Regions from separate parts of the Mus musculus genome. Here all the other regions are linked to region 3. The links are chromatin loops, found by intact Hi-C in ENCODE. Cell type or tissue: heart. All regions are shown on one strand.

The links. Hi-C counts contacts between places; a loop is a spot of excess contacts. Peaks named below come from ENCODE experiments on the same cell type or tissue, not always from the same donor. Only the 100,000 strongest peaks of a DNase experiment are listed, where the experiment ranks them.
Region 1: it touches region 3 in a loop (2.9-fold over the local background); 4 of 42 quality-filtered maps call a loop at or near these places.
Region 2: it touches region 3 in a loop (2.0-fold over the local background); 3 of 42 quality-filtered maps call a loop at or near these places.

The regions. Positions count from the first base shown.
Region 1 is chr15:8,380,850-8,383,349 of GRCm38, forward strand. All of the region lies in intron 1 of Nipbl (NIPBL cohesin loading factor), which reads right to left. Among named protein-coding and RNA genes, the nearest start is that of Nipbl, 62 kb to the right of the region's middle. In heart, a CTCF peak has its summit at 1,544 (motif pointing right); no DNase peak of the experiment used is centred here.
Region 2 is chr15:8,510,604-8,513,103 of GRCm38, forward strand. It overlaps Gm49249 (a long non-coding RNA gene), which reads left to right and starts at 626. Exons shown (of 3, transcript XR_003951627.1): 1 at 626-1,789. In heart, no CTCF peak of the experiment used is centred here; a DNase peak (open chromatin) is centred at 1,428.
Region 3 is chr15:8,568,018-8,570,517 of GRCm38, forward strand. No RefSeq gene overlaps it. Among named protein-coding and RNA genes, the nearest start is that of Gm46508, 13 kb to the right of the region's middle. In heart, no CTCF peak of the experiment used is centred here; a DNase peak (open chromatin) is centred at 1,234; H3K4me3 peaks cover 1,774 bases; H3K27ac peaks cover 989 bases; H3K27me3 peaks cover 906 bases.

The DNA.
Region 1 (2,500 bases), 190 kb before region 3:
GCATAGTTAGGGCGAGGGAGAGGGCTGAATTGGAAAGCTGTCTGTCTGCATGGAAGCCGAGCACTGGGACAGGCACAGGTGAGCAGATCCTGGAGGGAAGAGGAAGCAAAGTCTAAATGGCAAGCTCAAAGGTCACTAAGAGATCCTGCTTCAAAATGTGGGGACAAGTTTTGAAGAAGACATCCCTTTATCAACCACTGGTCTTCACACACATCTGTATGGGCAGGACTCACACAGGCACACACATACACCCTCATATATTTGATTACTCTAGTTAATATTATGTTTAATTTTATAAATGGCCTCAAGTCCATTTGAAAACAAGGTGCAGAGGTAAGTAAGTAAATCTACCCTGCACTGTGTGATCATTTCACACGAGTCACAAGAGTCTCCCTTCAGATTCTCCTTCCCATCTACTACTCAAGACCGGATTCTTTTTCGCATTTTACTCATCGCAGATGAACAGATCTTTCTCAAATCCTAGCTCAACATCAAAGTTATCAATCAGCACCTCCTGTGAAAATCTATTTCCTTTCCAACATTTTGCTTTTCTAGAATTCCCAATTACCATCATGAAGTAACAACAGTATAAAATGGGACAGAGCTATTTGGGACACCTGCTTTACCTTTAGTAGCTCCCTGCAATCACCACACTACATACTGAGAATGTTTATGTATATATGCCTAAACCATGTAGCTTTATGTTACTATGTATAATGAACTGTACAGACACAACGCAGAAGCGTACACTTACGCTACTGAACTTATTATAGAGGGAAAAGTTACCACTAAGCAAGTCAGGTTGGGATTGTCAGTTTTCCAAGAGCAGTTTAAAAAGAAGTTGTGCTTGCTAAGGAACAAAATAATAAACACTTGCTTTCCTGACACCCCCCCCCCCAATTATTTCATGTGAACTGACTTTAAATAGTTATAGCTGAATATAGTTAGGATCAAGTAGCTAGACAAAAGCCTGGCCATCTCAATATATAAACATACAAACTACATCAGGAAAAACTAGTCTTGAATCCCAGAGTAACTTTGAAATTTATAGAGTGGAGTTTTGGGATGTAGCTCAGTTGGTAGAACCATTGATGAGCATGCATGAAGCCCAGGATTCCGTCCCTAGCACCTCAAAAATAGGGTATAGTAAGCACATACTAAAACTGGGAAATCAAAGAAGCCCTCTGCTACACAGAGCTACATGAGACCCTGTCTCAAAATGATAAGAAATTAAATTAAATTACAAAGATTTCATAGAAGATGTGTCAAAGTGCTACTACAGTTTAGTTTGGTAGTCTATCTTCCCCCCAACATAAAAATAATTTGTCCTTTTAATACTGCAAAAGAAATATGTGCTCTGCACCCCCTAATTAAGACTACTGTAAAAGGTTTCTTAAACAGAGATGGTATTAGAAGTATAAAATAAAGCCACTATTTTATTTCTTTCGAATTAAGTTCCAGTTTTAAAAGTATAACAGTAAAGACTTAACTCTCAGGTTTGAAGCAAAACCTGCTTGAATGATAATCTGCAATCTAAGAACGCCACAAGAGGGCACACTTTCAACTATTGTAAGTGGGAAAGTAAAAAACTTAATAAACTACTGTGAGGAAAGTTGGCCAATTTTTTCCAAACTGATGACTCAACATCATTAGAAAGCAAGAAGTGATGAAGTGTGTAATGTTTTGTTTAAGCACTCACACAGCGAAACTTTTTTTGATGCATGCAAAATTAAGAAAAACTTAGATATACAGTAACTTCTGTATTAATATTAAATTACAAGTAGTCTTAGCCTTGTGGTGGCATCTAGCTGTCTTAAGAGTCATTCCCTTTTCATGCCTAACCTCTGGATATGGTCTTTACAGGTTCACTCTCCCCTTTGTTGTTTCAGCTAATCTCATCCCTGTTGGATCCTGGGAGCCATCCACCCTTCTCAAAAATTCTAACCCAGAATTGCTCCTGTCTAAAGGAAATATAGGGACAAAGAATGGAGCAGAGACTGAAGGAAAGGCCATCCAGAGACTGCCTCACCTGGGGATCCAACTCATATGCAGCCACCAAACCCAGTCATCATTGCCAATGCCAAGAAGTGCTTGCAGACAGGAGCCTGATATGGCCGTCTCCTGAGATGCCCTGCCAGAGCCTAATACAGACTCGGATGCTTGCACCCAACCACTGGACTGAGCACACGGTCCCCAATGGAGGAGTTAGGGGGAGGACTGAAGGAGCTGAAGGGGTTTGCAACCCCATAGGAAGAACAACAATATCAACCAACTAGACCCCCCAGAGCTCCCAGGGACTAAACCACCAACCAAAGAGTACACATGGAGGGATCCATGGCTCTAGTCCCATATGTAGCAGAGGATGGCCTTATCATCAATGGGAGGAGAGGCCCTTGGTTCTGTGAAGGCTTGATCCCCCAATGAGGAAAATGCTAGGGCGGTGAGGCGGGAGTGAGTGGGTGGGTGGGTGGGTAGGGGAGCACCCTCATAGAAGCCGGGA
Region 2 (2,500 bases), 57 kb before region 3:
CATTCTAGACTCTTTTTTTTCTTTCTTTCTTTTTTTTTTTTTTTTTTTTTTTCCCGAGACAGGGTTTCTCTGTGTAGCCCTGGCTGTCCTGGAACTCACTCTGTAGACCAGGCTGGCCTTGAACTCAGAAATTCACCTGCCTCTGCCTCCCAAGTGCTGGGATTAAAGGCGTGCCCTGACCTCTTTTTTATTTTGTTTATATATTTATATATAAAAATGAATATATATTCCTAAACACATAAATAGAGCCATCACAGTCTATATAATGTTACTTGTGTGTCTATAATTCAGGGCTGACCACTCAGTATTGGATAGCCTGTTGGTGTGCTCTTCCCTGGGGAAGACTATTTCTTCTGTTCTCCGTATTCCTTAGTAGCCTGTATTTCTTTTTTTTTTTTTAAAGATTTATTTATTTATTATATGGAAATACATTGTAGCTGTCTTCAGACACTCCAGAAGAGGGAGTCAGATCTCGTTACGGATGGTTGTGAGCCACCATGTGGTTGCTGGGATTTGAACTCTGGACCTTTGGAAGAGCAGTCGGGTGCTCTTACCCACTGAGCCATCTCACCAGCCCCGCCTGTATTTCTTTATGTGATGTTCACACCCTTCAGTCTTTCTCCTATACACACATTAGCATATCTATTGGTATAATCCTTGTTCCGGTAGAACTATTCTTAACAACATTTGCTAAATTGGCGGAAGAAATTATTCAATAAAAGTGGTTATCTAGCAGGTACAGGATGTGAAATCAATCAGAAGGCTGCCACTTGAAATCTTCACGATTCTTGATCTTATAATATTGATACATTTGGATGTATCAATGATAGAATATTGCTCACAAGAAAGTAAGAGAGTAACCATTGATGAATCACAAGATAAAGAAAGAAAATAGCATGGAAATTCAGAAAAGGATGAGCCCAGGAGAGCTGCCCTTTATATTGAGGGCTCAACGGAACTCACTGTCAGCTGGATCTGGAATTAGAAGACCTGGGTTAGGACCTGGTATGGCTCTGGCCCTGAACACATTTATTCTGAAAAGACCTCTCACTGTTTGCCCTCAGATCTATTTATTGCCCTCTCTGTTTCACAGTAGAATGCGTATGTTGGTAGTGTGGAGGTGGAGTTAGGGGAGAAGTCTCATTTCTTTGTGATTCTGTTGATTTGTTCGCTCTCCACCCAACTCATATGCTGAAATTCTAACCCCTGTTGGTGACAATATTTGGAAACAGCGTCTTTTGGAAGATTAATGAGGTCAGAAAAGTAGGGGCTGTTTCAGCAACTTTTGTTATTGCTGTGAACAAATACTTGACCAGAAGCAACTCAAAGGAGGAAGGGTTTGTTTGGACCATGGTTTGTGGGGTTGGGGTGTGGGAGGCTGTGGAAGCTGTGGAGCAGCTTCAAGCTGCGGCTTCAGGAGCAGGAGGCGGCTTACTCACTTCCGGGCTTATCGCCATGAAATTGAGGCAACAGGAAACGAGGCCACTCTATAAAATCTTAGACTCTCTCGCCCAGTGACCCACTTCCTCTCTCTAGTCTCCACTTCCCAAAGATCCCACAGTCTCCTAAAATAGTGACAGCAGCTGAGAATCAAAGGATGAAACGCTCGAGCCTTTTCACACTAAAACTTTGATGGATCCCTAATCTGACGGGGCCATGGTTTTATAAAAAGAAAAAAAAAGACGTGTATAGGTCTCTTTTGAACACACAAAGATACAGCAAGAAGACAGCTGTCTCCAAGCTAGAAAGAGCCGGCACACTGACCTTCAACTTCACAGCCCCTGAAACTGTAAGTAGAAGATGTCTGCTGTTTAAACTGGCCAGGTCATTATTCTGTTACAGCAACCTAAACATACACAGGTGCTGGGTTCCTGTGTGGGCAATAGTGGCCACAAGGACACTGGGACAGGAAAAGAATAGAATTGCAGGGGTAGTTCTTCCCTTCTGGCTGCCTCAGCAGCACCTCCAGTAGCAGGTGTGGCTCTGGGATTCTAGTATCTACAGGTAAGTATCTTCTTGTCCTTGCAGCCCAGGGAACCAATAGCCATTGCTGGTACTGGATGCTGTTTATCTCCATCTCCTATGTTACCAATCCTTTCGTATTAAAGTCCCTTTGATATAAACAGATGCTTCCTGTTTGAAATTCGACTGAGATTAGAGTACATTTTGAGAAACGGTGAAAGCAGAGGCTGGAGAGATGGCTCAGCAGTCAAGAGCATTTACTGTTCTTGCAAAGGATGCCGGTCCCCCAATCCATATTCCCAGCACCTATGTTGGGCAGCTGGCCTGTAACTTCAGTTTCAGGAGATCTGATAACCTTTGTGCTCCTTGGACACCTGCATACATGTGACACATATAAACTCATTGAGGCACATGTACATACACTGAACAAAAATGTGAGAAAATGAAGTGGCCCTTAAAATAATATACCATGAAGCTATGCTATAATGTGCCGTTCAAGTAGTGGCAGCAGGCTAATCATTCACAGATGTCAGCCTGC
Region 3 (2,500 bases):
TTTGACTCCACATCTATCCTCCAAGTGCTTACTACTAGATTGCATAGCAAGCTTCTCTCTCTCTCTCTCTCTCTCTCTCTCTCTCTCTCTCTCTCTCTCCATTGTCTGTTACCAGAGAGCTACTTCTAAACATCACACAGATGCAGACATTTAACAAGGCTGCAGTATTTCTCAAAGCAATCTCCCTTTGTACAATGTTATTTGTTCTTTTGTTTTTGATGGGGTCTTTCAAAAGCCAGACTGGTTTCACTCATTTTGTCGGCAAACACCTTGAATTCAGGGTCCTCCAGCCCCCCAAGTTTGGTGTGCTGGGATTAGGGAAGTGGCTAGGTTATTACACCAGGTCTATGATGTGGTGGGGAATCCTCAGTTCAGGACTTCATGCCTGCTAGGCACACTACCAACTGCGCCCCACCTCCAGATGCCTTCCGGGCAACCGTTGAACCAAGTGAGCCGACAGGGGAGGTCGCTGATCAAAGAGTCTTGTTAAGAGTTTGAAGGCAGAAAAGAGTTCTATAGCAAGCCTGGAGATTCTATCCAAAACCAGTTCTCAAGAAGCTGCTGGGCAGTGGACCGTACACGGCAGATGCAAGGTTAAATATAACCAAAGCATCACAACTTACACACAGATCAAAGAACCAAAACAATCCCTGAACCCTGGCCACCGCAACGCCTGCTGGGCACGCCTGCAGACCCAAGTACTGTGTGCACATACTCCCCCCACCCCACCCCCGGGAGCCCGCCCCGTCCCTTCTTCAGTCGCCCCAAGCTTGATCTCAGGGACGCAGCTGCCGCCAGGTGCGTTGGGATGCCCCACCCTCTCCGGTTGGAGAGCAGACAGACCGGTTCTACTTGTCTTGCTAAGGTGAAGACAACAGACCGACTACAGACAACTGAAGGCGGGCGAGGCCCCGCTGTCTCCCTCCTCCCTCGCATCCTTCTAGCCTCTCTCTGAACTTTTCTACCTGACATTCGCGCTACTAGCTGAAAGCGAGTCCCCAGCCCAGCAGCCTGCCGAGCACCGTCTCCAGCGACGGCTGCGAAACTGTTCGACTCCAAACACAAACACCAGCCCCTGACATGTTTTAAGAAACGCTCCAGTTGGATGAGTGCGGAACCAAAACAGACCAAATCGGGAGGCAGGGAGGGAAGGCAAGCAATTGGCCCAATTCGGTTGGAGCAGCGGGGCTCGTGTTACACTCCCTTTGCCAGTTAGCGTCGTGGGCGTTTGTTGCTGTGTTAATTACAGTTCTTCCCGGAGTCGGAGGCGAGAACAGCCCTCGTGGAAGCGTTTCAAGTGGAACGCTCCACCAGGAAGCAAACAACTGCTTTCCTGCCCAGCTGGGAGGGATTCCACCCGGCAGCGAAGGGCGGGGCTGCGGGCGCGTCCTGCCGGGCTGTGCGCACGCGCACTGCGGGGCTGAGCGCACCTGCCTGCGGTTAGCATCGCTCTGGCCACCGGCTCCGGCGGCGCCCGGGTGCAGAGAAGCCAAGAAGGTGCAGCGGAGCAACGGCTTCTCCCCACCCCCCCTCCCACCCCCACGGGGGGACCCAGTACTCCAGGGAGCCCGTGCTTTTCCCAGCCCCCCCCCCCGCGTTCTTGTTTTCTCTGGAGTTCCTGGGGAGTCAGTTCTGTTTTATCTTCTCGTGGGTGGCATGAGGATGGGAACAGGTGGCTCTGAAGGAATCGGGAACAAACCCGAGATAGCGCGGCAGGGTGGAAAGTACACGGCCTTCCAGATACAGTGAGCTGTCCCAAACTGGCTGCCCTTCGTCAAATATGTGACCTTGGGCAAAGTTGTTTCACTTTTTCTGAAAGGCTCCCAGAAGCTCGTACGTAACTTCACAAGAGGAGGTGCTTGTTTGTGCTATTGACTCTATTGCTGGAACACACACGTCACTATATAAACGTCACCTGTAGAGAAGTAAGCAGGGGCTGGGCACATAGTTCATTTGGTAGACTGCCTTCCTAGCAAGCACTGTGCTTTGTGTATGGGCCTCAGTACCACATAAAATCTCGAGTCCTCTCAGCGCAGGGGGTGATCAGGAGTTCAAGGCCATCCTTAACAGCACAGAGGCCAGCAAAAGCAAAACACAAACAAACAAAACCTTTTTTTTTTTTTTTTTTGGTTTTTCGAGACAGGGTTTCTCTGTATAGCCCTGGCTGTCCTGGAACTCACTTTGTAGACCAGGCTGGCTGGAACTCAGAAATCCGCCTGCCTCTGCCTCCCAAGTGCTGGGATTAAAGGCGTGCGCCACCACCTTTGTTTAAAGGCTTCAAACAAAACCTTTTAATGTTGCCATTCTATACATGAGAAAGTTACTTCCTAAAGATGTTAATGAATGTATATATATATATATATATATATATATACATATATATACACACACACACAAACAGACATACATACACACACATATGTATACATACACATATACATACATATGTATATGTACAAATACACACACATGTATACATACAAATGTATATATATATATG